Regions from separate parts of the Homo sapiens genome. Here region 2 is linked to region 1. A link is a loop called in an ENCODE intact Hi-C map of the cell type or tissue named here. Cell type or tissue: PC-9. All regions are shown on one strand. Links, peaks and the distances in the headings refer to the core of each region. The heading gives the core; the rest is flanking DNA.

Region 1 (16,343 bases), core at 6,594-9,093:
CTATAAGCAAGGTTGCAATGCAAGTTTATCAACCCACTCCTTAATGACTCACAGAGTGAAAGCAGGCTGCAAAATATCTGTTTCTCACCAAGTCTGCACAGAAGTTTGATGTGTATTAAATTTCATCTTCACTGTGTGTCTTAAAGCGCATATGGCTAAATGTGGGTATGAAGGTTTAAGAAAAATTATGAATGGCAAAAAACATAAACCATCCCCTATTACTTAGGCAAAGAAATGTAGAAGATTCCAAGAGTTGAATCTTAAAAACAATAGAAATATTAAGTCCAATTTAAATAAGAAAGCTATGGAAGGTAATTTTGGTTTTCTTTCGTAGAAAATTGTTTTAAAATGCACAAACTAAAACATGCTTTTCACTTCAACCTTATGTTCTAGTAGATGTCAAAATCTACTAAATATTATTAGGGTAAATTAATGGACTATTACCATATGAAGTGAAAATAACCTAAGTAGGATGCATAATATTGTATTTTGAAATGTTCTTCCAATGGTAGTAATAGTTTATTACTATCAAGCTATCCTCACTGACAACCTTGTCCCCACCATGAACAAGCGACACACCCTTCTGTAAGAAGGGTAATAACTCAGGATTTGATCTGTGACTGTGCAGCTAACAAAACTAATCTATATGAGGATCATGCCTATACATGTATATGCATTTTTTAACTTAATGGCACCATTCTCTGGTTAACTGGGCAAAGTGACCATGTATTCTTTTTAATGTACTTACAGTAGATGAGTGACTGATCTGATAATGTGGCCAAAAAACAAGAACCAGATTTTCCGCAGATCAAATTTTCTAAAGTATATAAAAATATATAATAAGGGCCAGGCATGGTGGCTCACACCTGTAATCCCAGCACTTTGGGAGGCCGAGGCAGGCGGATCACCCGAGGTCAGGAGTTCAAGATCAGCCTGGCCAACATGGTGAAACCTCGTCTCTACTAAAAATACAAAAATTAGCCAGGCGTGGTGGCAGGTACCTGTAGTCCCAGCTACTCGGGAGGCTGAGACAGGAGAATCACTTGAAGCTGGGAGGCAGAGGTTGCAGTGAGCCGAGATTGCGCCATTGCACTCCAGCCTGGGGGACAAGAGTGAGACTCCGTCTCCAAAAAAAAAAAAAAAAAAATATATATATATATATATATATGAATAGTACACAAGAAACCAAATTACTGAAACTACAAGACAGTAGCCCCAGCCCAGCCCAGGAACCCTCACACCTGGGGAACACAACCACCACTCAGTTGCCAAATAGAGAGCCAAATACTGAATGTTTACTAAAGAATACATCCTAGTAGGTTCTTTCATATATAATTATCTCACAAAATCCTCCTGACAACCATAGTTTTTATAAAAGAAAACACTGAGACTTGGAAAGGTGAAATGATTTATCTAAGTCAATACAACTGGTACTAACAACTGACAAAGTCAGGATTCGAACACAGACGTCCTTGATGTCAAAAGCCCAGTAACACATTACGCCCTCCACTATTGTACTTATCTATTTTAAGCATTTAGATTGTTGTATATTTCATGTAGATTCGACTGATTTGGCTGATTATTTGGATGGTTTAAGTTTACCTTTGCACTTTTAATGAAGAAAGTGTTTGCTAAAGTAAATCAGTAGTTGAAACAATATTAAAAGAGAAAAGGGTGAACATATTCAAATATCATATAGAATCATAACATAGACATCATTATTAGTTCACTTTAAAGCCAGCTTGTGGGCTTTTTTTTAGACAGAGTCTTGCTCTGTCACCCAGGCTGGAGTGTGTGATCGCAGCTCACTGCAACATCTGCTTTTCAGGCTCAAGCCATCCTCCCACCTCAGCCTCCCAAGTAGCTGGGACTACAGGCCCATGCTGCCATGCCCGGCTGATTTCTTTATTTTTATTTTTTTATTTTTAGAGAGAGAAGGGGTTTCACCATGTTGCCCAGGCTGGTCTCGAACTCCTGGGCTCAAGCAATCTGCCGCCTTGGCCTCCCAAAGTGCTGGGATTACGGGCGTGAACCACTGCACCCGGCCTTTTAAAGCCTGTTTTGAAGGTCTGAGTATTTGTAAAAATGTAGTTCATATTTTCTAGCTCAATCTTAATTACTGGAACAGTTTCAAAATAATTGACAAAAAGAAGAGTGGATTTTATATGGTTCTATTGTCAGAATGCTCCTTGAAAGGATTCCTTGAGCCTGATGAAATTCCACATCCTGAAACTTCTCAAGTCAGGCTAGGTCTTAGGGTCAAAACAACGGGCCCTCCCCCAGCTCACAGCTCTGATCCCCAGTCGGGTTCCCCAGGACTTGGGTGCATTAAAAGGAGAACAGCAGGCCGGGTATGGTGGCTGACACCTGCAATCCCAGCACTTCGAAAGGCCGAGGCAGCGGATCACCTGAGGTCAGGAGTTCAAGACCAGCCTGGGCAACATGGTGAACCCCCGTCTCTACTAAAAATACAAAAAGTAGCCAGGCATGGTGGCACACGCCTGTAATCACTGCTACTTGGAAGGTAGAGGCAGGAGAATCGCTTGAATCCAGGAGACGGATATTGCAGTGAGCCGAGATCACACCACTGCTCTCCAGCCTGGGCGACAGAACAAGACTCCATATCAAAAAAAAAAAAAAAAGAAGAAGAAGAGCAGAGGTTGGTGGTGGGGCCAGTGGGTATTCAGAACCTCTTGGATAGTTGGATTTGTTCTTTCAACTAACTTTCTTTGTGTATCCACCATATTTCTAGCCAACATGGCTGTGGGAATACAAGAGATAAAAGTCATAGCATTTGCTTTCCAGGAGCTTAGATTCTGGTAGGGAAGAAAGAAAGCAGGGGATCATGATAGGATTACAGAAAGGAATGGGTCCACATGTCCAAGCCACAACTTAACTATAAGAACTGGCATTTGGCCATCACCAAGGCAGTCAGTGTATTCCTGAAGCACGACCGTAGGCTAGATGCCAGGATGTGTTGGTACTGCCTCTGCTATTTGAGAGGTTTTGAGTAACATTTTGGAAAATGCTGTCACTACTAGGGCTGGAAAGAGCATTAAAAAAAAAAAAAAATCCAAGTCATAAGTTTGGAAGCAAAAGGAAGACAAGGAAGACAGGTTACTACTTGATTCCATCAAGGCATTCTATAAACTCTCTGCTGCCAAGTGCCAGAAATTTGACTCTACCAGGCTTGAGAAGTTGAATTTGGACTAGTGGTTGAAACAGCTCTATTGAGAACTTATATATACATGCACCAAGCACTTCACTGTTCCCATGGCTCATCTGGATCTGTTAAGTCTCTTTTCTCTTTGAAGATTTCTTAAAATCTGAAGTTTTCTTAGGGCTCTCAGTCCCCTGTAGACTCAATCTAATCATAGAGATCTTGCTCTTTCTCTTGGAACACACTTTCTGTCCCAGCGGGCAGGCTAGTTAGAGATAAGGGGTCTGAAGCTACCATGACCTTACAGAGTGATCTGGGCCAAATTGCAAGTTAATGACTCCTCAAAATAAAGCTTTCTAGTTTATCAAAATCCAGAGGCTGAAATACTTACCACAATGTGGTCTCTTAAGGGTTTTTTTTTTTTTTAAAGAGCTTTGTATTTATTCTGTCTTTTGAACTGAACTTAATTGCTTAAAGGATACAACACTTAAACTTCTTTAAAAACATCAAGATTAAAGAATATACAGTATAATGATCACTTCTCTAGTTAGGTCTTGCAAAAAAATAATAATAACAACACTGGGTTGTGTGTTATTTCCAGAGGCATCTTGATCTTTTTGCAAATCAGAGATTGTTTGAGGTTTGCCTGGAGTCACTGAAAAGCCCTTACATTAACTTTATAAAGTGAAATGTATGTTGGTAAAGTACAGGGGCCAATATTTCAGAAACATACAGTAGAAGAATCTATTTAAGTCTATCTAAAAGCCCTCAGTCTAAAATCAAAGGTGCTATAAAAAAATTATAAGGAATCCTTTGGAGTAACAGGAAAGGATGTTCATTTAATTTAATCAAGGAGAAAGATGAGACTTTTAAAACAAAAGCTGGTAAAAACATAATGGCCAGCAAACAAACAGAACTGAGGTGCTATATGCCTGTCAGTGCTTGAATATTTATCTAAACAGTTGTATTTTTGTGACTTAATCTTTAATTTCATAAGAGTGAATTTTATTAGAATTTTTTGGTTAGTAGACCTTCAAAAATTACCGAGAAATAATCACTATATAGTTATCAAATCGTTTTCAGGATATGTGCAAACAGCCTCCTTTATTTGATTGCAAAGTATAACAAAAATATCAATCCAAGACTCTTACAAAAGAGTGTATGACTACTCATATTATACACCACAGCTCAATTGTATTAAACACTACTGTCTCATTGCCTAACCAGGCAATTGTTCTACAAACATTGACTTAGAAATAACAACTTTTTTTTTCTTGCCAGCTTCCAGACTAGTTCTTCTTTACTCTCTTGAATGGCAATTGCTTAAACCTGATAATCTTCTGAACAAGGTACCTTCTAACAAACTCTCAGGTTTATGGGGAGCAACTCCTCATGGGGTAAACAAAATAGCACAGAGCTGAGGGATCAGGTTTATCAGTTTTAATTCTACAATAAAATCTCTGTTCTGCATAAGAAGGAAAAAAAAACTAGAAAGGAGGAGAATGTAAAACGAGAAATCACATTTTTTGTTTTAAGGGTCTTGACCACTAAGAATACATCAGGGAACTCCAAATAAGGGGTTTTCTATTTATCATCTCGTCAACTTAAAATTACAAATAAAATACATACCTTTTTCTCAGATATTTAATACAAGTTAATCAATAGTAACTCATACTTCCCAGTGCATTACATATACAATTACATCCATTTGTCCAAAGGGGATTTTTTTTTCATGAAGTGAGCAATTACGTTAAAAGAGAGAAACAAGGTTGTGGTTCCAAGTTTTAGTATTTTCCACAAAAGGTATTTTTAAAATTTGGATCTTGTACTCAGCTTGAAGGAACCTATTTTTGAAGAAATGATCATGCTCTTTAATGTCCTATGTTAGACACACGGAAGGAAACACACATGGAACTCTGAAGCACTGAAGTCATGGGGCTATTGTCTTTGTTCTGTTGTATTGATATGTCCAATAGACATGTGTCAAAATATTTTAAATCATTTTATTATAAGCAAATCACTATACCTTAACATGATATTACATTCTAGCAAAAGAAAGTCATCATAGCTGATAAAAAAAAAAAAAGCCAACTGAAGTGAGTCAGAAGACAGTGGCAAACTAGCACTGGAAGGGAATCTCTATGTGAGTGGAGTTAATCCCTTCATCTCTTTGGATCTCTCTGAATTTTCCATTTGTAAAAAGACAGTTAGTCTAGATAATCTAAACTGAAGCCTCTTTCAAGTGAGTGTCATATAACCATCCTGATTACTGCTAAATAACCTGTTTAAACGTTTTGGACCTTTAAAATGCTTTTTAAAAATTCTAGTAGTTATTTGTAGGCTATTATGGATATCATTATTTTATTTAACAGGCTTGTTAATTACTTGTGACTTTTGTAGACTTAAGTTGATTTTTAATAAGCATACGGATTAAAGAACTATGAAAATATTTAATTGTTAAATTCACTTGCATGAAATAAAACTAGATAATCTAAGTTTGGTCACTTCATACAAAATTAAGTGTTAAAGAGCAAACATTTTTCTCCATATCTCCAACTCATCAAAAATAATCCACAAATTACCTTTGGATGACCTTTCTGAGACTTACTATCTTTCAGTATAGCACGTGTGCTGTCCTTGTCAGCACCATGTGAAAGAAAGAGAAGAAAGCCACTGTGACTCACCTATGAAGAACTCCCATTAAATTACAGAGTAGTCAACCACACTGCCTGCTGATATCTGGCAGCCTTGTTATTAAAGATATGAAATTTTAACCTGAAAAATCCAGAGCTGACACTTTGAAAACTGACAGGCTGAAGAACTTTTGTATTTGGTTATGATGTCCAGAGATATACTAAAATAATTATAATAGCCCTTGGTATCTATTTTGATATAGATTTTTAAAAGCAGTTTCAGAAAAGTATAATCTATGAGGTGAGTCTAAAAGGTATCAAGAACATGGAAATGCATATAAAATCTACACGGTCATGCCCATCACAATGAAACTTCAATTAACAAGACTATTTAGACAATGTGTGTGTGTGTGCACACGTGCTCGTGCACACATGTGCAGGTAGGATATTTTACATTAAATTTCCTGATAATCTAAAGAGTAACTTGAAACTCCCTTTTGTTGCTGACTCTTGTTATTGAACAAATCTGTGTATAATATTAGTCTACATTCTTATCCTATATGTTAGAAATGATGAGGCAAAAAGGACACCAGATTTGTGAATGGAAGACTGAGGTCTGTATCATTACTCTCTGTGGGAAAGCTGTTTGATCACACAGGACGTGTTTAGTCATAGGTAGACTGAAGAAGCTGGATCATCTTAGTGGTTTTTAATTAAATGTACTTGTCAATATCACCTATGTACCTTTCTCAAGACACACATGCCCAGGCTCACACAGAGCAGAGATTTTTACCTTAACAGATCTAGTGAGGGTACAGGCAGGAATGCATATTTAGAAAAAGCTTCCAGGTGATTCTGAACATGCATCCCTAGATAAGAACTTCTAGATGTGGTTATTTCCAATATAAAGTCACTAGTAAAATCACTCAGAATTTGGAGGTAAAGTGATTTCATATGTAGCTATTGAGTACTTGAGATGTGGCTGGCCCAAATTGAGATGTACTGGAAGTATAAAATACACATCAGATATCAAATGGAAAAAAAAAAGAATGTAAGGCATCTCAATATTTTTTAAGATTGATTACACGCTGATACATTCTTTTGAATACACTAGCTTAAATGTTAAAATTAATTTCACCTGGGTTTTTAAAGCTATTTTTAATATGGCTACTAGAAAATTTACAATTATAAATGTGACTTGCATTTATTTTTCCACTTGATAGCACTGAAATAGAATTTTAATAAAGTATCTTCTACAAAAGATATTTAATATTTAACATTTTAATTTTTTTGTTGCAGAATCAAAAAGAAGGATGGGACAAAAATCAGCAAACGTAAAAGGAAAAAGTAGGCCAGGCATGGTGGCTCACCCCTGCAATCCTAGTACGCTGCGAGGCCGAGGTGGGCGGATCGCTTGAGCCCAGAGTTCCAGACCAGCTTGGGCAACGTGGTGAAACCCCGTGTCTACAAAAAAAAAAATTTAGCCTGTAGTCCCAGCTGCTTGGGAGGCCGAGGCAGGTGGATCGCTAGGACTCGGGAGGCGGCAGCTGCAGTGAGCCAAAATGGCGCCATCTCACTTCAGCCTGGGCGACAGAGCAAGACCCTGTTTCCAAAAAAAAAGGAAAATAAAAAAGTAGTAAAAGAGATTTTCTGTTCTCCCTGGCTTTTGATAGAGATTTGTGCAAAAGTGCAAAGGTGACCATTTTTCAGTTAGCTCTAAGTATGTTTAGGAAAGAGTCAATGACGGTAAATTTCCGACGGATGAAATTCCATCTGCCTCAAACACAGGCTCTGTGCCCACAGAGACTCCGAAGCATAGGTTTCTTGGCATCCTTCCCGCCAGGAAACAAGTACTCATTCTTCTGGCTGGAGCCAGTTATGTTGATGCTGCAATGTTTCTAGGTAAGCATAATTAAATAAGTATTTCTTTTTTTTTTTTTCTTTTTTTGAGACGGAGTCTCGCTCTGTTGCCCAGGCTGGAGTGCAGTGGCACGATCTCAGGTCACTGCAACCTCGGCCTCCCGGGTTCAAGCGATTTCTCCTGCCTCGGCTTCCTGAGTAGCTGGGAGTATAGGCACGCACCTCTACCCCCAGCTAATTTTTGTATTTTTAGTAGAGACGGGGTTTCACCATGTTGCTCAGGCTGGTCTGGAACTCCTGACCTCGTGATCCACCTGCCTCGGCCTCCCAAAGTGTTGCAATTACAGGCGTCAGCCACTGCACCCAGCCATGAGTGTTTCGTAAATTGCTAGGTGCCTAATTCTGCCTGAGCACAAAGGCACCTGAGGTCACAAACTTTGTGCTGGCACCCGGAAAGGAAGGCAGGCAGGCGAAGGATAGACTGGCAGGTAGGGTGGGAAAGAGGGAGCCTGACGAAATGGCCTGAAGGCCATCTACACATTCCTGAGGGAGGCAGTGATGGAGGCTGGGTCAGATGCCAGAGATTAGGAGATCAGATTGGGTGACTGGGAGGTACTAGCAGGTGTCAGGTAGTGGAAGGAGACGTGAAATGTTGAGAGTGAAATCTGGCTAAGTGACAATTTTCCTTTTGGCTCCAAGTAACTACACAAATGTCAGTGAAGGTATATGTTCACAGATCAGAGAAGACTAGAATTATTGGCATGTACTGCATTCTCCAGTCCTAGACCTAAAAGCAAGTGAATACAAAACCTGGGTGGAACAGGGAACTAGTATTACACAGAAGTTTTACTCTTTCTGCCTAGCTAGAAAGAAATACTGACGAAGAGCTAAGACGTGGGCTGACCAAGGCAGCCTCATTCAAACGTGTATACTACAGTAAACTCCTTTTGCAGCAGGGAAGAGAGAATACAACATCAGCTAAAAACATTTTGATAAAGAACAATGATGTCGGGGGATGGTGGTGAAGACCTGCCCTCCAGATATTAAAATTCTGAAATGGCAATAATTAAAAGTTTGGCACCAGTGTGCATCAGAGACAGGTTAAAGAAGCAAAGCTCAGCAACGGGCACAAATATATGTAAGAATTCAGTACTTCAAAACTTTGTATTATTTAATAAATGATACTGAGTAGTTGGCTAACCATTTGAACAAAAGATGAATCTCTAAACTATTCTACCCACCAAAATAAATTCTAGAAATGAACAAAGATTTCAAAGTAAGAAGTAATTCACAAAAGTACTAAAGAAAACATAATCTTAAATTGGAGAAAGACTTTCTAAACATGGCGGCAAAGGTGGAAACCAAAAGGAATCACTTGCAGGTTTCACCACATAAAAATTTTAAAATTTCTATATATACAAAGCACTGCAATGTTCAGCTCAAGATGGCAAGCTAGGCACATTTGCCTTTCATCTTTAGAGAACCATTTAAATAAAAAGACGGAGGTACAAGGAGGATAACTTGTAACAGGGAAGAGACGGGCTGGAACGACAGGAAGCAGATGAGAGCCAGCTGGGAGATGAACCAGCGAAAGAGCTGCAGTGGAGATGAAAGCCTGTCCTGTGTAGATTATGGAGGAAGAAGAAACTCCTGGAAATGCTCTGGGCTCAGTCTGCGGGTGCGGAGGAGGGGGTAAGAAGGGATAAAGGTGCTAATATTCTCATTTTATAAAGTAGACAGTCAAGAGATGCCGCTGAATGATAATGGAGTACAAAATAGAATTAGGTGAGTTACTTCAAGTCATAAGGATAAATAACCAGAATTTTTAAAATATCAAATATTAATAGGATAAGAGGCAAATGGGAAAGGGTAAGTCAAATTCACATCTTTTCTATCAAGAAGTGCATAGAAATTTTCTATTGCTAAAACAAAAATATAAAGAATTGTATATTTTCTAATGCTGTTAGGTAGAAAATAAGAAAACAGCATGATTATACTTTTCATTTTTAACTATTACATCTTTTGTAACCTTGAATAATATTTTAAAATATCACAAATAAAATAAAAACAAAACAACTGGGGGGAGTAACTAATATTTATGACACCCAAATTGTTAATATTCTTAAATCCAAGTCCCCTCCCCTAGAGAACTCTTACAAATCAATAGGAACACATAAACACATCAATGGTAAAAAACAGGAAAAAACAAACAGGCAATTTACAAAATAAGAAACATCCAAATGACCAATTTGTAAATAAAAAAGACGTTCAACTTCACTAGCAATTTAAAAATATAAGTTAAAAAAATGAGATTCGTTTTTCACCTATGAAGTTGACAAAATCTGAAATGAAAATATCCATTGTCCACAAAGGTGTTCAGTTATTGGTAAAAGAGTAAACTTACATAACCTTTCTAAAATGCAAATGACTTAAAATTTTGCATACTTTTTGATCCAACAATTAAAATACTAGAAATGTACCCTAAAGAAATCATGACCCTGTGGATCAGTAGGGAGAGCAACTTAGTTACTTCCCTCATTTATACATATTACTTAAAAAATAAACCAGAAAGGGGAGAAAAGTACAATATTTAAGAAGGTGCACAAAGAATTAGCTACATCAACTCTTACCACAGAACTGTTTACAACATCAGAGAGGTGAGAAACAACCTTAATAGAGGATTAGCTGAACAATTTTACTACTAAACGATATGGAAAATATTTAATGGTATGAAAGATGGTTTCGAGAGAAAGTCAGGACACTAAGCTATAGGTACAAAACAAGCCATTTTACTTAAAAAGTATGTTTTCTTTATGTAATATATATACATAAATGTAGAAAATGTTGGAATAATATATACTAAATTTAGCAAGTTGTCTTTGGGTGGTAATTATTTTATTCTTTTTTGTATTTTTCACAAAAAATGTATTTTTGAATTAAGATTTTTAAAAAGCATATAAAGGGGCATTCTTGGGTAGCACACACTAGAACAGCCCCAGTTAAATGGCAACAGATTCCCTTTGGAGAAAGTTCTGGAGCCCACTGCACAGTCCTGGTACTCAAAACAATATAAATTAGACAGCTATGAAAAACAAGTGAAGAAAGGGCAAATTATCACACCTTAGACACACAGCAACATACAAGACAACACAGGTGAAGAGAGCTGATATAGAGTCCGCTTGTTGGATGGTAAACCCCAACAGTTATAGACAGGAGCTATCAATGGGAAGCTGGTGATGGCCACAGGGACAGAAAGCAAAGTGCCCTTTTGCACAAAGGCCCTGGTGGCAAAAGCAGCAGTTTCCAAAGGCCTGGCAACGGTAGACAATTGTAGCCAGGGGTAGTGTCACACCTTGGTTGCAAGTTTCATGGCAGTTTGGTAAATCTGGAACCACTCCAGTGGGAAAAATACTTTCAGCTGGGCACTAAGGACCCTCTCTCCACAGCCCCTCCCCAACCTTCCCCAGCAACAAAATTCCTGTGGAGGGTGCAGACTCAAGGACAGTTCTCCCTCACCCATCACTGTTCTTTTCTACCTCCCATTTCTTAGAACATAAGAGAGAAAGAAAAATCTCGCAGAATCTAAAGACTAGTTTGATATTCCACATCTGCACAGTGGAAGCAAGCAACCTCTGAATTCACAAAGACTGAAGTTTGAACCTTGGCTCTACTAAATAGTTTTGTGTCATTGGCAAGATATTCAAGTTTGCTGAACTTTAGTTTCTTCATCTGTAAATCTGGGACAATTTGAGACAGATATAAAGAAATGGAGGAATAGGACTTTCCAGTACACATCACCCCCACCCAAGAGAAATATCAATCTGAACTACCATCCACATAGAAAAACACCTTTCACAAGAACTAAGGAAACCAAGTGAGAGATTACAGCACCTGGATGTAGCATTGAAGAAGGTAGGAAGGACAGTTTGACATCACTTGCATCACCCCACTCCCAACCCCAGGCAGCACAGCTTAAAGCAAGGTATCCTCAGTATGGGGGAAGGAGAGAGAAATAAGCACTAGACTTTGCTTTGGATCTGCCGGCAAAATGAAGCTTGCCTCAATAAAAGCCAGCACCAGGCTATCCCCTGCAGCCTGTCATCAGGCTTGCACCTGCAGACCCTGCTTCCTGACTGCAGATACAGGCTCCAGGCCCACCCAGTGCCAGGCCAGCCCCTGAGGTTCCAGGTTCCAGGTTCCAGGATGGTAACTATCTGTGGACTGAGCCTCCGAGTCTTTCCCAGCACCAGGCAGGATCCTGCAGCCCCAGGCTCTAGGCTAGCCTGGCAGGCTGTCTCTGGACCTGCCCCACCACCAGGCCAACCCCAACAGCCCCATTAGCCCCAGACTTCATGCCCACCCAAGCTACCAAGCTGGCCCTGCAGCCCTAGTCATGAGGCCAGCCTCTGCAGGTATAGGCTCCATGCCACCCAGCACCAGGCCAGCCTCTATGACCCCAGGTTCCACCCCGGGTTTCAGACCATCCCAGGGCCAGATTGCCCTACACAGCCCCAGACTTCAGACCACAGCCCCAGACTTCAGACCCAGCCCAGTGACAGGGGATGGGTCTGTCATTCAGCTGGCTAACCTGTCATTGGACTGGGTCTGAGGCACCAGGCTGGCAACTCTGGACATAGGCTTCAAGATTTCCCAGTGCCAATCTGGTCCCTGCAGTAAGAAATCAAAGCATACCACTAGAGAAAACCACCTAATCATAAAAAAAAGACAGCAAGAGAGAAGAACAGAATAAAGTCCCTGCAGCCCCATGCTCCAGCAGACCCAGGGTCCAGGCCCAGCCCAGCAGACCCTGCTGACAAGCTGGACCCATGAACCAAGGCTCCAGGACCAACCCTGCAGACTTAGGTACCAGGCCCATCCCAGTACGTGGTCAGCCTCTGTAGACTCACACTCAAGACCTACCCCAGGACCAACCCTGCAGACTTGGGTACCAGGCCCATCCCAGTACGTGGTCAGCCTCTCAAGGTCACACTCAAGACCTACCCCAGGACCAGGTCAGCCCCCCAGGCTTCAGATCAACCTCTGAGGATACGGGCTCCAGACCTACCCTTACAGATCCAATGAACAGGGGATCCAAGGCTCCAGGTCCAACCCGACAGACCCAGAGACCCAGGTACCAGGCCCACCCACCTGCTGATCCAGGCACAAAGTCCAAGGGCTCCAGTAGTAAGTCTGCCAGAGGACCACACCAGATGACCTGCTCAGAATCTCTGGATCTCTGGATGAGCTGACTGGTGAAAGGCTTCCCCAGAAAATCCCAGTATGCAAAGTCTGGAATAAGTCCTTACTTCTTCAAATGCACAGATTATTAACATAAAGCAACAAAAAACATGAAAAACAAAGAGACATAATACCACCAAAAGAACACAAAAGATCTCCTAGGAGCTGCCCCCTGCCAAAATGGAGATATATGAACTGTCTGACACAGAATTCAAAATAATTGTTTTAAGGAAACTTAAATGCAGAGAAATAATTCAATAAAGTCAAGAAAACAATAAATGATCAAAATGAGAAACAACAGAAAAAATGAAAGTATCTTTTAAAATTCAAACAAATATTCTGAAGCTGAAATATACAATGAGTTAAATGAAAAATGCAATAGAGAGCATCAGCAGCAGAACTGCTCAAGCAGAAGTAAAAATCTGTAACATTAAAGGCAGGTTATTTGAAAATATACAGAGGAGAAAAAAGAAAAGGAACAAAGGAAGTTTCTGGGATTTATGGGACAGCATCAAAACAGCAAATATTTGAACTGAATTGAAGAAGAGAGTCAAAGGCTCAGTAAGCTTATTTAAAGAAGTAAAAGCAGAAAACTTTCCAAATCTAGGGAAAGATATAAATATCCAGGTACAGGAAGGCCAACAATCTACACTCAGATTCAATCCAAACAAGACTACACCAAGACATACTATAATCAAACTGTCAAAAATCAAAGACAAAAAGAGGATCATGAAAGCAGGAGAAAAGAAGCAAATAACATATAAGGGAGTTCCAGAAAGACTGGCAGTAGACTTCTCAGCAGAAACCTTACAGGCCAGGAGAGAGTGAGATGATACATTCAGAGTGCTGAAAGAGAAAAAAATCACCAACCAAGAATACTGTACCTGGCTAAGCTGTGCTTCAGAATTAAGGAGAGATAAAAGACTTGCCCAGACAAACAAAAGCTGAGGGAGTTAATCACCACTAGTCTTGTCTTATAAGAAATAGTAAAGGGAGTTCTTCAAGCTGAAAGAAAAGGATGCTAATTAGTAATATGAAAACATATGAAAGCATAAAACTTACTGGTAAAAGTACACAGTCAAATTCAGAATAATACTGTGATAGTGGTGTATACATCACTTATACTTTAGTATGAAGGTTAAAATATAAATTATTTAAATAATAGCTACAATGTAATTTGTTGATACACAATATAAAAATATAAATTGTGGCATCAAAAGCGTAAAATGTGGGAGGAAGTAGAGCAAAAGTGTAGTTTTTTAATGCAATCTGAGTTGTTATCAACTTAAAATAGCCTGTTATAACTAGATGATGTTGTATATAAACCTAACGGTAACCACAAAGAAAACCTAAGGAGGATACTCAAAATTTAAATCATAAGGAATCAAGGCATAGCAGCAGAGAAAATCACCTAATCATAAAAAAGATAGCAAGAGAGAAGAGCAGAATGAAGGATTTATAAAGCAACCAGGAAGTAGTGAACATAATGGCAATAATAAGTCCTTACCTGTCAATAATTACTTTGAATGTAAATGGATTAAATTCTCCACTCAAAAAATACACAGTGGTTGAATGGATAAAAAAACAAGACCTGGCTGGGCACGGTGGCTCACGCCTGTAATCCCGGCACTTTGGGAGGCCGAGGCGGGAGGATCACAAAGTCAGGAGATCGAGACCATTCTGGCTAACGGTGAAACTCCGTCTCTACTAAAAACACAAAAAATTAGCTGGGCGTGGTGGCGGGCGCCTGTAGTCCCAGCTACTTAGGAGGCTGAGGTGGGAGAATGGTGTCAACCCAGGAGGCGGAGCTTGCAGAGCCTAGATTGCGCCACTGCACTCCAGCTTGGGTGACAGAGCGAGACTCCGTCTCAAAAAAAAAACAAGACCTAACTATTGCTGTCCATAACAGATTCGCTTCACCTGTAAGGACACATAGACGGAAAGTAAAGAAATGAAAAAAAAAAAAATCCATGAAAATTGAAATCAAAAGAGAGCTATACTTTCAGGGTAGCTATATTTGTATCAGATAAAATATACTTTAAGTACTGTAAAATGAGATAAAGAAGGTCATTATATAGTAGTATAGGATACAGTTCATCAAGAGAATAATTATAAATATATATGCACTTAACATTAGCACACCTAAATACATAAAGCAAATATTAATAGATGTGAAGGGAGAGACAGACAATATAAATTTGGGACAATGATAGTATGTATCTCATGGAGCTGCTAAGAAATAAAAGCAAGCAAATAGTCTGTATTCAGAAAAATGATAGCTTTTATTAGAAAACGCCAGGCAGCCTTAAGGGCCAGGTGGTATGGTCAAACAAATGCTGTAAATGGCCAGGTCAACAAATCAGTTTGAGTTGTAGTGAGCAGATAAGATTTCCTGGAGGAGGCAGGATTTGAACGAGACTTTGACAGCTAGATAAGGATTGAGGAGACAGAAAAGAGTGAAGAGGGTTATCTAAGAAAAGGCAATAATATTACTGAAGTTAGGCAGACAGATCCCTCCTCCTCCTCCCCATTTCGGTGATTTCTCAGCTCCATGGCCACTGCAGACCTACATTAGGAATCAACTTCATAGGCTCTTCTCCCCACAGTGTCCTACAAGTTTAGGTGGTCATGGTTTCTCTGCCTTCTATAATGTATGGTAAAGAGTTGGACCCACAATAATTTGTACTTCTCTTTCAGAGAATTTTCATTCACCCTTGATATCTGAGTGAACTTCTTTAGAGCTATGCCCTATGACAGACACTGGGGATAAACCAGAAAAAGTACTTTAAATACTGTTTGATTCTCAGTTTTCAAGAATACAGAAGCACTTCCCTTTAGCAAAATAAAAAGAATTTATATTATACAATATCAATATTGCTACAAAATAGCAATAATGATCATCAGAAAGAAGAAAAATCAATAAATACTATGAACTTCTAGACCAGCACAGTTGTCTTAAGCAAAACCAGACTTCCTAATGAACAGTCCATAAAATTAGAATCTATTGTGTTTTCTTTTGGATTGATTTTCCTCTCTTCAGAAGTATAAGAAGACCCAGGCATCTATTGACAAAAAGACTTGTCACTTTTTCAAAACTATAAAATCTAAGAGACATAAAGATCTGAAGTTATCTGCCTTCCTATTAAGGAAAGCCCACAACATGAGGGATGATGAAAAGATGTTTGCAGGGTTCTGGGCAACCTGGCCGATGCATTATTGAGGCACTTCAAGCTAATTAACACAGAAGGTTGTAGGACACAATCAGCAGTTACTAGAAAAAAAAGGTGCTTTTTCTAAGAGGTCCTCTCTGATATCACCTGTTGCTCATCTGCTCTGAATGGGAGTTGGCATTTTCATTAATGTTAATACAATGTTGATTTGAATCCTGTAAACCGAAAATGACTTACTGGTTTGGCCCAATCTAGAAATAAGATATATAACCCAATTCTCTT
Region 2 (16,343 bases), core at 6,600-9,099, 89 kb after region 1:
TGTTCCTTCCTTGTGCCCCACCCTTCTCCCCCACATCTTGCTGGCTGTTCTTTTTCACCACTTGGTTTTTCATCCTTTAGAGTTCAGCTCTGGTCTTATCTCCTCCATTACCTACTATTAACACCAACCTCTCCTTCCTCTGAACTCTAAAACTTACAGCTATACTATTTTATATTTTTATTTTGTTTATATGTGGCTTTACATTATATGATCCTTATGAACTATATTTTCTATGTCTATGTCTACCACTAGCAACACAATAGTTTTATACATCTTATATAATTTAATTGAAGGGGCAGAAATGGTCAATGTGCTCCTTTGGTTCCCCTGTTCATCATCCCATTTCTGGTGGTTTGAATTGGAGACTACAAGCGAAATGAATCAGTCAGAGTACAGTCAGGAAAAAAGAACCCAGACCAAGTGGTTTCACTGAGAGAATTTAACATGGGGAACTTAAGAAGTGGGAAGTGCTAAAAAGGCAAACAGCAAATGGTGAAGGCAGGTCTTTGCAAAAGTAGGAAGTTACCATCACCTTTCTAGAGGAGGTGGTTTCACCACAGTTTAGGAGCTGGGGCTGCTCAGTGGGTGCTGCGACCACCAAGGGTAAGGCTTCCCCAGGGAAGCTGGGACCACGGAGGAGACACAAGCAATATCAGAAGTACTGGCCAAAGCGAGGAATGGAGGAGCATTCACTGGCTTCTCCCCGCCTACGTTCCAGACTCCTGCCAGTGATGCTTACTAACCAAACTAAACAGAAGCCAGCTAGCAAAGAAGCACTGGTAATGTGTTTTTCAGAAATCAACCCTCTGTGATACAGAGCAGAACAGGGGAAGCAGAAAAAAGAAATCTAAGAGTAAATGGGCAAATGATTAACATGTTGATAGAGCAGAATTGAACACATTCAAAGCTATTCTACATGTGGTGGAAACTACAAATAATTCAATAGCTCATAAGTAACTTGTTTCCAACATCTTTCCTGGAATTACTATTTCTGAATGATCACAAGTTAATAATTTAGACTTCTTAAATAATTTATAATCCCTTTTATTTTATTATAAATTATAAAATACAAAGTATTTCTGTCTATCCTTGGCCTGTTTCAAAGGATTGCAACTATTCTCGCATCCAAATGTAACATATAAAGAAATGATTTCCAAAATGTATTTTCTAATTTAATCCAATCTCCTAAATTGTAGCCACTCCCCAAATTACACCTATTCAATATATTTTCCATCTACTAACATATCTAAAACTAATCTCATCCTTTTGTAATTAGCTGAGACTTTTTCATTTAAAAGTGATAGAAATCCAACTCAAACTAGCATAAGCAAAGTAGGAAACATATAGGCTTAATCTAACTGGGAAATCTAAATCTAAATCTTGTATTTCAGGCATAGCAGAATCCAGGAGCTTAAACGATATTATTTAAATTCATTCTCTCTCTCTTGTTCACTCACTCTCCTCTGCCTGCCTTTGTTTAATTTTGCTCTCAGACAGGCTAGCTTCATGCGTGATATGCGTAGAATTCCTGCAGGATCGCATGCCCACCTAGAGAACCATTCCCTGAGGCCAAGTATACAGTGGATTCTGATTGGCCAGACCTAGGTAAGGAAAGTACCATTTGGGGTGGGGTTGCGGGTGTTACCTTCCTCACCCAAATCACATTACATTTTGGGAAAGAGGTTGTTTCCAAAAATTGGGATACTGAGAGGATTAAAAAATATATATTCACTACACTCTTCCTTCCTCCTACTACCAATTTCTTTAAAAAAGTTTTGGTTTTTGGCCAGGCATACTGGCTCATGCCTATAATCGCAGCAATTTGGGAGGCCAAGGTAGGAGGATCACTTGAGCCCGGGAGTTTGAGATCAGCCAGGGAAAGGGAAAGGGAAAGGGAGAGAAAGGAAGAGAAAAAAGGGAAAGAAAGAAAGAGAAGGAAGGAAGGAAGGAAAAAAAATTAGCTGGGCATGGTGGTGCATGCCTGTAGATCCACTGAGGTGGAAGGATTGCTTGAGCCTGGAAATTCAAGGCTGCAGTGAGCTGTGATGGTGCCACTGCACTCCAACCTAAGTGACAGAACAAGGCCCTGTCTCAAAAAAAATTGTTTTCGCTGTCATAATTTTGTCAACCACGCAAGTTATAAACTATCTACTCCCCAATTTTTGCCCCCAAACCCAATCAGTCATCAAATCCTATCACCTTTTCCTTGAAAGTAATTCTCATATCTGTCATTTGCTTTTATTTTCCCTTGCCACCACCTTGATTTAGACCAGGTTTTCTCAACCTGGGCACTATTTACATTGTGGGTCAGGTGACTCTTTTTGGTAGGGTATTCTCCTGTGCTTTGTAGGATGTCTCTACTTCATGGATGCCAGAAGCACTCTCCCTGGTATGACAGCCTAAAATGTCTCCAGACATTGGAAATGTCTTATGGGGGCAAAATAATCCCCTGGTTTAGAATCTCTGATTTAGACATTTGTTATTTTACACTTGGACTACTTTGCTAGTCTTTTAAATTTTATTATTTTATTTTATTTTATTTTATTTTTGAGACAGAGTCCCCTGTCTCAAAGGGATGTCTGTTCACTACAGGAAAAGAAAATGTGGCACCAAAGCTGGGCTTTAGAAAATGCATAGGAGTTTGAGTGGCACAATCTCGGTTTACTGCAATTTCTTCCTTCCAGGCTCAAGTGATTCTCCTGTCTCAGCCTCCTGAGTAGCGGGGATTACAGGCATGTACCACTATGCCCAGCTAATTTCTCTATTTTTAGCAGAGATGGGGTTTTGCCATGTTGGCCAGGCTGGTCTCAAACTCCTGGCCCCGAGTGATTCACCCATCTCGGCCTCCCAAAGTGCTGGGATTACAGGTGTGAGCCACTGCATCTGGCCTACTTTGCTAGTCTTATATCTACTGTTTCCACTTTCATTACCTATCCTTTTACCTTTTTTTTATACAGCATTGCCAAAATAGTATCATTAAAACACCACATTGTTTATGAAAATCCTTCGCTAAAATTTCTGCCAGTGTTTCTCTACTGCCTACTGAATAAAGACCAGATTCTTTTTTTTTTTTTTTTTTTTTAATGAGACAGTCTCACCCCTTCAGAGTCTCACCCCTTCACCCAGGCTGGAGTACAGTGGTGCAATCTTGGCTTACTGCAACCTCTGCTTCCTGGGTTCAATTGATTCTCCTGCCTCAGCCTTCTGAGTAGCTGGGATTACGGGCATGAGCCACCACACCCAGCTAGTCTTTGTATTTTTAGTAGAGATGGGGTTTCACCATGTTGGCCAGGCTGGTCTTGAACCCCTGACATCAGTTGATCTGCCTGCTTTGGCCTCCGAAAGTGCTAGAATTACAGGCATGAGCCACTATGCCTGGCCAAGACCAGATTCTTTAATCTGTCATCTATAACCAATCTCACAACCTGTTACTACTCAGCTAAATTTAAGGGAATATTTTCCACTCAGATTGGACTACCCATTGTTCCTTGGCTCTGCTTGCATTTTCGAAGTCATTGGTTTTGTTGCTCTGTAGGCCAGGAGTGTCTTCTCTCAACTTAGTCTGAGTCAAACTCTCAAACTCCTATGCATCCTCTGAAGCTCAGTTCTGGTGCCACCTTTTCTTCTCCTTCAGGAGATCTTCCTTATATCTTCCTTCATCCTCCCCAGTACACGCTTATCCCGCTGCTCTCACATTTTACCGTGCTCTTATTACATTTTGGCTTGTCATTCATTTGACTCATAGCACATGCAGCTTGTACTGTTATCATGTATGATCTTAGTAAGACCTTATAATTCCTACTCAATTATAACTTCCTTGAGGGAAGAGATTGAAATATGTGATACTCTCTCTGACATCACCACTTAGATGTGTCTTAAGGCAAGTGAAGTTAATTTGCCTGTGTTTTTGTTTTTCCATCTGCTTCATGGAGACAGTCATGCCCTTCCTATCTATCTCACTTCCTTTTTGAAGATAAAATACATAAGGTGTTTGCATTTCACAGAGCTACTACAAAGGACTACAGAGTTCTTACGTGAATCTGCTCAAGATTTGCTGTGACTTGCTGTAGAAGGTCAGTATACTTTTGGGAATGGATAGGAAAGTGAAAGCGGAATTATTCTGAGAATTATTCGTGGTTGTGACTGTGTATAGACCACCCCAGTATTTTGTGCTTTCACTTGGATATTAAGTTGACTAACTTTTTAACAGTCCTAAGGGAAGTAAGAAAAATGGAGTCATGGGAATGGAGAATGGTGCAGCTACTTTGGAAAACAGTCTGGGAGTTCCTGAAATAGTTAAGCATGGAGTTACTACATGACCCATCAATTCCACCCCTAGGTATCTATCCAAGAGAAATGAAAACATATATCCATACAAAAATGCATGCACGCATGTTTATAGCAACATTAACGCATCTTAGAATAGATAGAAACAACTCAATTGTCATCAACTGATGAGCAGTAATACAACGTGGTGTATTTACACAGTGGAATGTTATTCTGCCATAAAAAGGAATGAAGCAGTGATAACAGGTGACAACGTAGATTAACCTTGAAAACATCATGCTAAGTAAAAGGAGATAGTCACAAAAGATCTCACATTATATCATTTCATTTATATGAAATGGCCTGAATAGATAAACCCCTGGAGACAGAAGATAGATTAGTAGTTGCTTGGAATGGGAGGTGGCAGGGGAAGATGGGGGACAGATAGGCAATATCTAAAGAGCACAGGGTTTCTTTCTGAGGTGATAAAAATGTTCTAAAGTTGACTGTGGGTCCGGCATGGTGGCTCATGCCTATAATCCCAGCACTTTGGGAGGCTGAGGCAGGCAGATCACTTGAGGTCAGGAGTTCAAGACCAGTCTTGCCAACTTGGTGAAACACTGTCTCTACTAAAAATACAAAAAATTAGCCAGGCATGGTGGCGCGCACCTGTACTCCCAGGTACTCAGGAAGCTGAGGCAGGACAATTGCATGAATCTGGGAGGTGGAGGTTGCAGTGAGCCCAGATTGTGCCACTGCGCTCCAGCCTGGGCCACAGAACAAGACTCTGTCTAAAAAATAAAACATAAATAAATAAAAATAATAAAGTTGACTGTGGTTATTGTTGCATGTATCTGTGAATATACTAATATTCACTTAATTGTACACTTTAGATGGGAAAATTATGTGATGTGTGAGTTGTATTTCAATAAAACTGTTTAAAAAAAAACAAATCTAAAACTAAGTGACAGAAAAAAAGGATTCCACAACCTATCAATATCTATTCAAGTTTCTTGAATCAAAACAGTCAAGGTAATCTAAGACTGAAATGTTAAGCCGAGGGATTCTATCTTACGTGTTCTTGGTGTTAGTCCCTTGTTTGCCCTCAACTCATTCCTACTCCCCTGGCAGAAATTGTGTTCTGCATTCTCTGTTTCTGTGTTCTTATTTGATGCTGAACTTTGTGACTCATGGATCCACAGAATTCTATTAACTTGCCATTACTAATTTTTGATTTTAAACATAGCTATGTCAGGTTGTCAAAATATAAATTTTTATTATAAAAGATTATACTTATTGGGGGTAGAGAGGACAAAATCCTGGCTTCCCAAATATAGGGGACACTTGAACAGCATCAATTTCTGCAAATGCTCTTATGTTGTGGCCAATTATACAGGACAAAGTTTATGCAGACCATGACTTTTTGCAGTTGTTGGAGGTAACCAGTTTTCTCTGCTTTCTGAGACATGTGCTAAGATCGCCAATGAATTACTGAAGAGTTTTCATTTCTCTGTGTAATACATACATTGTTTTACATAAACTCAATTTCACCTTTCTGGTCTATTTCCTCTTTTAAGTATAACAGGAATTTGTGAGCCTCCCAACCCTTTCCTAGGGGCGGATGTTTTAAACAACATGAGGCAATCCAGAAGTTTGGCCTTACCATCTCTCCTGCAGATATCCCTCTGCTGTCTCTGGCATTCTGGGTTTCTTGGCTGCCACAGTAGCCTCTGTTTCTTAACATCTCCAGGGACTGTCTTCTCTTGGTGCTGGAGAGAATGTAATGAAGAAGCCTCCTTCCTTTACTTTTCCCTTATTCCCTTGACACTTCAGCCTCTTCAATGGGAAAACATCAGATGTCATGGAATATATAATGTGTATCAAAAAGCAGTAATAATGATAACAGGAACATTAATACAAACACTTATTGAGCACCTACTGTATACCATTAACTAACACACAGACTGCCTCTGCATGTCACGGCCTGCTGGCTGAGTCCTGCCCCCATAGTGTCAAGCTCTTGTCATATGGCCCTTCCCAGGCAGCCCTTCCTGTTGTTGGGTTCTGGTAACCACTCCCTCCCTTACTCCACTTCAGGCCTTGGGGTGGTAACACCTGCTCTACCAGCCCCAGATATTTCACTAACCCCTTGTGATCTCTCGTTTTTATTAAAATTTCCTTCAATTTTCCTGTTACGAGCATGCCACTTATTTCCTGCCGAAGCCCTAACTGATGCAGTCCCTTGGGTGTTCCCCCATTCCTGACCTGGTTCCACCTGAGTTCACACCCATGCCTCATCTGGCTCATGGCCAAACTCAAGTTGACTGTGAGCCCGGCATGGTGGCTCACGCCTATAATCCCAGCACTTTGGGAGGCCGAGGCAGGCGGATCACTTGAGGAGAGGAAATTCTTTAATTAGCAGAACTCTGGTTAACACCTGCAGAAAATCTCGTCTTCATTATTGTGCCTAAAATCATCAGGTTCAGATTCTTTTCTACTCTGCCTGGAGGGTCTGGCAGCATGAACAAAAGACCGTAGTAGCTTTAGTGGCCTCCTGGAGAACATTACCAACTGTCACTGAATTACTTTGATTCCGAATTTGGGGAGTTGCTCTCCCACTCATCCTCATTCATAAATGAATTGGGATTCATAGTCTTGCTTCTTTGGATTTATGTTTCCGCTTTATCTTTTCCTCCAAAATTCTAAATATAGGAGTAAATACAGAGTCCTAGGGATGACCTTCAGGGAGGTGCCTAATATAGTTTTTGAAGGGCCAGGAAGTCTTCTTGCAGGAAGTGACAGGGGTTGGCCAAGTCAGGAAAGGATTTTCTAGGTGGAGGGAACAGTGTGTGCAAAGGCACAGAGGCAGGCAAATGCATGAGCAATTTGGAGAAATGCAAGACTGCATGGTTCCCAGGGCTTATCCTGTACAAACATCCTCAGGTATTAAGGATGAGAGATCAGGTGTGTTGTTATTAAGGCCACATTGGTTGTGTATTGCTAGCATGTATTGCAGTTGATTAGTGCCTGGGGTGAGCAACCATCCCAATTTGCCCAGGAGTGTCCCAGTTTTAACACTGAGATTCCCATGTCCCAGAAAAGCCCTTAGTTCCAGACAAACTAAGGCCATTGATCACTGTATATTGTTACAGCAGTTGTTAAATATTTTGGACATCACCCCTGCCTTTAATATATGTGCAATCATATATATAATGTATTACATACACACACACACACATTCTTGAGTCCTTATTTTACAAGGTTATAGCTTTACATACTCTTCTTTTAGTTTTGAGCAGGATTTCTACCTAGATACTGCATTCTCATGTATCATCTAAGATGACCTCCTCTCCCCTTGACAGTGTAAAGTATTTTTCCATACATGTAGTCTCTGAGGCATCTTGAACTTTCCTTTCCTGCTATCAGATGAGCTCCCCTCAAGGATCTTTGAAGAACTCTCTTCAGACTTTTCTGCTTAGAGGAAATTCCTTTTTAGCCTCAAAAGATAGCTGGCTGTATTAAAAGAAGTGCTGCTATGACTGGAATGTTTGAAGATTGCTCCAGAAATTGTGGCTTCGTTTTAGTTTTAATTTTAGTTTCTGAATTACGTATTTAATATAGACCAATTTGCAAGAATAGCAGATATCCCAGCTGATTTCTGTAGCAGGCAGAAGTGTTCTTCCTATCTGCTGTTCTCTGAGCCAAACAGCTGTGCTTTGAATCTGCTCCCCGGGCAGCTGCCTTATGCTGTGACCCTCCCAGCACACTTCCTGCTTGATTGCCACACCTGGAAGCCCAGAATGTCACTGGACTGACTGAAGCAGGCAATGCATACCACAGAGAAGTCTGTCATTGCTCCTTCTTACACATGTCTGAAACTTACAGACATCGTAAATGATTTGCCAAAATTTAAATGTCTACATAGAATTGTGGTAGGCCTGCTTAATGGTAAATGCATATTCTATGTTTGAAAAATGTTTCACTTTGTTGTAGGCCGAAGCATTAATCTGTAACTCTATGAGTTCTGGTAACTTATCTCCAAGCTTGCTAAGTTGTTGTCATTATTATTATTATTATTATTATTATTATTATTATTATTATTATTGTTTTGCTGGAAAATCAGCTTTGGAAACACAGCAGGATGAATAACGGCCCAAGTTCATGTCCCAAGGAATTCATGCTCCACTGTTGTCCCCAGAGTCACATTTCCCATGTCTTAGCCTTTGCCAAATCCATACCAACAAAAAAAAGCTATACAGTTTCCTCTACTTTGGTCTGTTATGTCTGCTAATTATTTACTAGTTAATTCACCAAATATTCATGAAACTCTCCCATGTGGCAGACACTGACAGGAACATCCCCACCCCTGCTGTCCAAATGTTGGTGGCAATTCCAGACCACCTTGGGAGGCTTGTATTTTGGGGAATATACGAGTCAACCCACATTACATATTTCCAAGTTCCATCCCTATTTTTCAGTGTTTTTGAGGAGGAAATCTAAATACAGTACCTCAGATCATGAAAAAATTACTTTCTTTCCATTGGAGTGGTATATTTTTAGAGTTTAAAAGGGATTTGGCAAACCTGTGGTCATACTCTTTCAAGGCTGTCTTTTTCTCTTCATTTACATGGACTTTTACCTATCTGTGGTTATTTGCCTCTCTGCTTTTCCCTATTATTCCTGGAAGGCAGGGCTGGGTCATATTAATTGTAGAATTCCCAACATTTGGTTAGGTGTGCAAAAGATGCTAAAAAGTCGATTGGAAAACAATTGCATGAATCACTTACCCCAGAGAGGTAAGTGATCTGTTTAAAGTCAAAAACTAATTGGTGATTTCTGTGTGTACCCCAGTAACGTGTAATTAGGACCATATAAGCCCAGTAATGAGAAGGCTCAAAGTCAGCCCAACCAAGACTGGGTGAAAGGCATGAGTCAGACAGACACGCAAGTCTGGACAGACAAGCCAAGTGAACATGAATTATTGCCTCCTTATAATAAAAGGACCTGAAAAATTGAGGATTTATGGGTGGAGTTGAATGAAATGAAAAGCAAATAAATGCCTGGTCTAATCTGTGAAAGAAGCAGGAAGAATCTTGAAGAAAACTGATACTCTGCATTTTTTTAATCAGAAGGTTAAGGAGAGGAATCTGCTAATCTGAAAAAAATTTTGATATGATGCCATTTTTGAAACAAAATCATATATACATAAAACAAATTGTGTAAGGGTAAAATCATATATACATAAAATCACATATACATAAAACAAATTGTGTATTAGTCCGTTCTCACACTACTATAAAGATATACTGGGTAATTTATAAAGAAAAGAGGTTTAATCATCTCATGGTTCTATGGACGATACAGGCTTCTGCTTCTGAGGAGGCCTCAGGAAACTTACAATCATGGCAGAAGGTGAAGGGGAAGCAGGCACATCTTCACGTGAATGGCAAGGGGTGGGGTTGGGGGAGGAGGTGCTAACACATTTTTAAACAAGCAGCACTAGGGGGATGGTACTAAACCATTAGAAACCACCCCCGTGATGTCAGTATATGTATTAAATTTTTAATAGAGATTGTCTTGGGGATAGAATTATTAAGTACTTTGCTGAGTATTTTTTTTTAACTTTTAAATTCAGGGATCCATGTGCAGGTTTGTTACATAGGTAAACAAGTGTCATGGGGGTTTGTTGTGCAGATTATTTCATTGCCCAGGTATTAAGCCTGGTACTCATTAGTTATTTTTCCTGATCCTCTCCCTCCTCCCACCCTCCACTCTCCAATAGGCCTGTGTGTGTGGTTCCCCTCTATGTGTCCATGTATCCTCATCATTTTATCTCCCACTTGTAAGTGAAAACATGTGGTATTTGGTTTTCTGTCCCTGTGCTAGTTTGCTAAGGATGATGGCCTCCAGCTCCATCCATGTCCCTGCAAAGGACATAATATCATTCTTTTTTATGGCTGCATAGTATTCCATGGTGTATATGTATCACATTTTCTTTATCCAGTCTATCATCGATGGGCATTTAGGTTGATTCCATGTCTTTGGCATTGTGAATAGTGCTGCAGTGAACATACACATGCATGTGTCTTCATAATAGAACGATTTATATTCCCTTGGGTATATACCCAGTAATGGGATTGCTGGGCTGAATGGTATTTCTGTCTTTAGGTCTTTGAGGAATTGCCACACTGTCTTCCACAATGGTTGAACTAATTTACGCTCCCAACAACAGTGTATAAGCATTCCTTTTCCTCAGCAACCTTGCCAGCATCTATTGTTTTTGACTTTTTAATAATAGCCATTCTGACTGGTGTGAGATGTATCTCATCATGGTTTTGATTTGCATTTCTCTAATGATCAGAGCTTTTCTCCATATGATTGTTGACTGCATGTATGTCTTCTTTTGAGAAGTGTCTGTTCATGTCCTTTGCCTACTTGTTAATTGGGTTGTTGTTTTTTCTTGTAAATTTAAGTTTCTTATAGATGCTGGATATTAGACCTTTGTCAGATGCAAAGTTTGCAAATATTTTCTTCTATTGTGTAGGATGTCTATCTACTCTGTTGATAGTTTCTTTTGCTGTGCGGAAGCTCTTTTGTTTAATTAGATCCCATTTGTCAATTTTTGCTTTTGTTGCAATTGCTTTTTGCATCTTCATGAAATCTTTGCCTGTGACTATGTCCTGAATGGTATGCCTAGGTTGTCTTCCAGGATTTTCATAATTTTGGGTTTTACTTTTAAGTTTTTAATCCATCTTGAATTAATTTTTGTATATGGCGTGAAGAGGGGTCCAGTTTTAATCTTCTGCATGTGGCTAGCCAGTAATCCCCACACCATTTATTGACAGGGAATCCTTTCCCCATTGCTTGTTTCTGTTGGTTTTGTCAAAGATCAGATGGTTGTAGGTGTGCGGCCTTATTTCTAGATCCTCTATTCTGTTCCACTGGTCGATGTGTCTGTTCTTGTACCTGTTTTGGTTGCTGTAGCCCTGTAGTATAGTTTGAAGTCAGGTAGTGTAATGCCTCCAACTTTGTTTTTTTTTTCCTTAGGATTGCCTTGGTTTTTCAGGCTCTTTTTGGTTCCATATGAATTTTAAAATAGTTTTTTCTAGTTCTGTGAAGGATGTCAATGGTAGTTTAATAGGAATAGCATTTGCATTAGTCTATTCTCACACTGCTAATAAAGACATACCTGAGACTAGGTAATTTATAAAGGAAAGAGGTTTAATGGACTCACAGTTCAGCATGGCTGGGGAGTTCAGCACCACAATCATGGTGGAAGGCAAAGGAGAAGTAAAGGCACGTGTTACATGGCAGCAGACAAGAGAGCTTGTGTAGGGGAACTCCCCTTAATAAAATCATCAGATCTTGTGAAACTTTTCACTATCACAAGAACAGCATGGGAAAGTCCCACCCCCATGATTCAATTACCTCCCACTGTGTCCTTCCCATGACACGTGGGAATTATGGGAGCTACAATTCAAGATGAGATTTAGGTGAGGACACAGCCAAACCGTATCAGCATTGAATCTACAAATTGCTTTGAGCAGTATGACCATTTTAATGATATTGATTCTTCCTATCTATGAGCATGGAACGTTTTTCCATTTGTTTGTGTCATTTCTGATTTATTTGAGCAGTGGAGTGTAGTTCTCCTTGTAGAGATCTTTCACCTCTCTTGTTAGCTGTATTTTATTCTTTTTGTGGCAATTGTGAATGGGAGTTTGTTTATGATTTGGCTGTCAGTTTGACTGCTGTTGGTGTATAGAATTGCTAGCAATTTTTGCACATTAATTTTATATCTTGAGACTTTGCTGAAGTTGCTTATCAGCTTAAGAAGCTTTTGGGCCGAGACTGGGGTTTTCTATATATAGGATTATGTCGTCTGCAAACAGGGACAGGTTGACTTCCTCTCTCCTTATTTGAATGCCCTTTATTTCGTTCTCTTGGCTGATTGACTTGGCTAGAACTTTCAATACAATGCTGAATAGTGGTGAGAGAGGACATCCTTGTCTCGTGCCGGTTTTCAAGGGGAATGCTTCCAGCTTTTGGCCATTCAGTATGATGTTGGCTGTGGGTTTGTCATATACAGCTCTTATTATTTTGAAGTATGTTCCTTCAATACCTAATTTATTGAGAGTTTTTAACATGAAGCGATGTTGAATTTTATCTAAAGCCTTTTCTGCATCTATTGAAATAATCATGTGGATTTTGTCTTTAGGTCTGTTTATGTGATGAATCACATTTATTGATTATTGAGTAGTGTATGTTGAACCAACCTTGCATCCCGGGGGTGAAACCTATTTGATTGTGGTGAATAAGGTTTTTGATGTGCTGCTGGATTTGGTTTGCCAGCATTTTGTTGAGGATTTTTGCTTTGCTGTTCATCAAGGATATTGGCCTGAAGTTTTCTTTTTTTGTTGTATCTCTGCCAGGTTTTGGTATCAGGACGATGCTGGCCTCATAGGATGAGTTAGTTTTATTTCAATTTTTTGGAATAAGTTCAGTTGGTATGATAACAGTTCTTCTTTGTATAGCTGGTAGAATTCAGCTGTGAATTCATGTGGTCCCAAGCTTTTTTTTTGGTTGGTAAGCTATTTATTACTGCCTCGATTTCAGAACTTCAGGGATTTAATGTCTTCCTGGTTCAGTCTTGAGAGGGTGTATGTGTCCAGGAATTTATCCATTTCTTCTAGATTTTCTAGTTTATGTGCATGGAGGTATTTATAATATTCTCTGATGGTTGTTTGTATTTCTGTGGTTTGAGTGGTAATATCCCCTTATAATTTCTGATTGTGTTTATTTGAATTTTCTCTCTTTTCTTCTTTATTAGTCTAGCTAGCAGTCTATTTTATTAATTTTTCAAGAAACCAGCTCCTAGATTTGTTGATCTTTTGAACGGTTTTTTGTGTCTCTATCTCCTTCAGCTTAGCTCTGATTTTCATTATTTCTTGTCTTCTGCTAGCCTTAGGCTTTGTTTGCTCTTGGTTCCCTAGTTCTTTTAGTTGTGATGTTAGGTTGTTAACTTGAGATCTTTCTAATTTTTTATGTGGGCATTTAGTGCTATATATTTCCCTCTTAACACCGCCATAGCTATGTCCCCAAGATTCTGGTATGTTGTATCTTTGTTCTCATTAGTTCAAAGAACTTTTTTATTTCTGCCTTAATTTCATTACTTACCCAAAAGTCCTTCAGGAGCAGCTTATTCAATTTCTACTTAATTGCATGGTTTTGAGAGAATTTCTTAGTCTTGAGTTCTAATTTGATTGTTCTGTGGTTCAACAGACTGTTATGATTTCAATTCTTTTGCAATTGTGCAGGAATATTTTACCTCCAATTATGTGATCAATTTTAGATTAAGTGCCATGTGGCACTGAGAAGAATGTATATACTGTTGTTTTAGGGTAGAGAGATCTGTAGATATCTATCAAGTCCATTTGATCTAGGGCTGAGTTCAGCTCCTGAATATCTTTGTTAATTTTCTGTCTCGATGATCTGTCTAATATTGTCAGTGTGGTTTAAAGTCTCCCACTATTATTATGTGGGAGTCTAAGTCTCTTTGTAGGTCTCTAAGAACTTGCTTTATGAATCTGGGTGATCCTATATTGGGGCACATGTATTTAGAATAGTTAGCTCCTCTTGGTGAATTGAATCCTTTATCATTATGTAATGCTCTTCTTTGTCTTTTTGTTTTTAATCTTTATTGGTTTAAAGTCTGTTTTCTCAGAAACTAGGATTGTAACACCTGCTTTTTTCTGTCTTTCCATTTGCTTGGTAGATTTTCCTCCATCCCTGTATTTTGAGCCTATGTGTGTCACTGCATGTGAGATGGGCCTCTTGAGGACAGCATGCCATTGGGTCTTGGTTCTTTATCCAGCTTGCCACTCTGTGTCTTTTTTTTTTTTTAAAGACGAAGTCTTGCTTGAGTGCAGTGGCGTGATCTCAGCTCACCACAACCTCTGCCTCCCAGGCTCAAACAATCCTCCTGCCTCAGCCTCCCAAGTAGCTAGGATTACAGGTATGTACCACTGCCCCAGCTAATTTTTGTATTTTTAGTAGTGATGGGGTTTTGCCATGTTGACCAGGCTGGCCTTGAACTCCTGACCTCAGGTAATCTGCCTGCCTTGGCCTCCCAAAGCGTTGGGATTACAGGCGTGAGCCACCACGCCCAGCCCTCTGTATCTTTTAATTGGGGTATTTAGCCCATTTACATTTAAGGTTTGTATTGCTTTGTGTGGATTTGATCTTGTCATCATGAAGTTAGCTGGTTATTTTGCAGACTTTTTATGTGGTTGCTTTCTAGTGTCACTGGTCTGTGTACTTCATGGTATTTTTGTAGTGGCTGGTAATGGTCTTTCCTTTCCATATTTAGTCCTTCCTTCAGGAGCTCTTGTAAGGCAGATCTGGTGGTAATGAATTCCCTCAGCATTTGCTTGTCTGAAAAGAATTTTATTTCTCCTTCACTTATGAAGCTTAGTTTGGCTGGATATGAAATTCTGGGTTGGAAATTCTTTTCTTTAAGAGTGTTGAATATTGGCCCCCAGTTTCTTCTGGCTTGTAGAGTTTCTGTTGAGGGGTGCACTATTAATCTGATGGGCTTTTCTTTATAGATGACCTGGCCTTTCTCTGTAGCTGTCCTTAACATTTTTTCTTTCTTTTGACCTTGGAGAACCTGATTATTATGTGTCTTGGGGGTGGTCTTCTTGTGGAGTATGTCACTGAGCTTCTCTGCATTTCCTGAATTTGAATGGTGACCTGTCTAGCTAGTTTAAGTTCTCGTGGATAATATCCTGAAATATGCTTTCCAAATTGGTTTCATTCTCCCCATCTCTTTCAAGTACACCAATCAGCCATAGATTTAGTTTCTTTACATAATCCCATATTTCTTGGATGCTTTGTTCATTCCTTTGCATTCTTTTTTCTCTATTCTTGTCTGCCTTTCTTATTTCAGAAAGGCAGTCTTCAAGCTCTGAGATTCTTTCCTCTGCTTGGTCTATTCTGCCGTTAGTACTCGTGATTGCATTATGAAATTCTTATATCATGTTTTTCAGCTCTATCAGGTTGATTACATTCTTCTCCGTACTGGCTGTTTTATCTGTCAGCTCCTGCAATGTTTTATCATGATTTTTAGCTTCCTTGCATTGGGTTACAATGTGATTCTTTAGCTCAGTGAAGTTTGTTTGTAATCCATATTCTGAATTCTACTTCTGTCATTTTAGCCATCTCAACCTCAGCCCAGTTATGAACCCAGCTCTGAACCCTTGCAGTCATTTGGAGGAAAGAAGGCTCTCTGGCTTTTTGAATTTTCAGTGTTCTTGTGCTGATACTGTCTCATTTTGTGGACTTATCTACCTTCAATCTTTGAGGTTGCTGACCTTTTGACATTTGGGTTTTTTTTTTTTTTAACAGTCTGGCCACTTTACTGTAGGGCTGCTGCAGTTTGCTGGGGATTCACTCCAGTACCTAGTCACCTCAGATCTTCTAGTACCCTATAGGTATCACCAGTGAAGACTGCAAAACAGCAAAGATGCTAGCCTGACCCTTCCTCTGGGAGCTCTGTCCCAGGGCGGTACAGACCAGTTGCTGGCCCAAACACACCTGTAGGAGGTGACTGGAGACCCCAGTTGGGAGGTATCACCCAGCTGGGAAGAATAGGATTAGAGACTTGCTTAAAGAAGCAGTCTGGCCACTTTCATAGAGCAGCCATGCTGTGCTGGGGTACTGCTTCCACCCATGACTGGCTTGGGCTCTCGAAAGCCTGGAGGCTGGAATGGCTAAGTTGCCCAAACAGTAAAGATGGCAGCCCACCCCTCCCTCTGGGAGGTCTGTCCCAGGAAATTTTCAAATCTCTAGCAGCCAGAAAACATCGGTGGGGGTGGCTGGAGGCCCCATTTGGGAGGTCCTGCCCAGTGAGGAGGAACAGGACTGGGGACCCACTTTAAGAAGCAGTGTGGCCACACCGAGGAGATGGAGGTTTCAGTGAGCTGAGATCACACTACTGCACTCCAGCCTGGGCAACAGGCTCTCTGTTTTGAGACAGAGCGACACTCTGTCTCAAAAATAAATAAATAAAACAAAAA

What was found. Hi-C counts contacts between places; a loop is a spot of excess contacts. Peaks named below come from ENCODE experiments on the same cell type or tissue, not always from the same donor. Only the 100,000 strongest peaks of a DNase experiment are listed, where the experiment ranks them.
Region 2: a loop joins it to region 1, with 3 times the contacts of the local background. A loop is called at or near these places in 2 of 110 quality-filtered maps.

Annotation. Positions count from the first base shown.
Region 1 is chr4:173,201,532-173,217,874 of GRCh38, reverse strand. The region is part of intron 1 of GALNT7 (polypeptide N-acetylgalactosaminyltransferase 7); the gene reads right to left. Among named protein-coding and RNA genes, the nearest start is that of GALNT7-DT, 40 kb to the right of the region's middle. In PC-9, for the core only: no CTCF peak of the experiment used is centred there; DNase peaks (open chromatin) are centred at 7,614 and 8,154; H3K27ac peaks cover 2,291 bases.
Region 2 is chr4:173,112,883-173,129,225 of GRCh38, reverse strand. No RefSeq gene overlaps it. Among named protein-coding and RNA genes, the nearest start is that of GALNT7, 48 kb to the left of the region's middle. In PC-9, for the core only: no CTCF peak of the experiment used is centred there; a DNase peak (open chromatin) is centred at 8,055.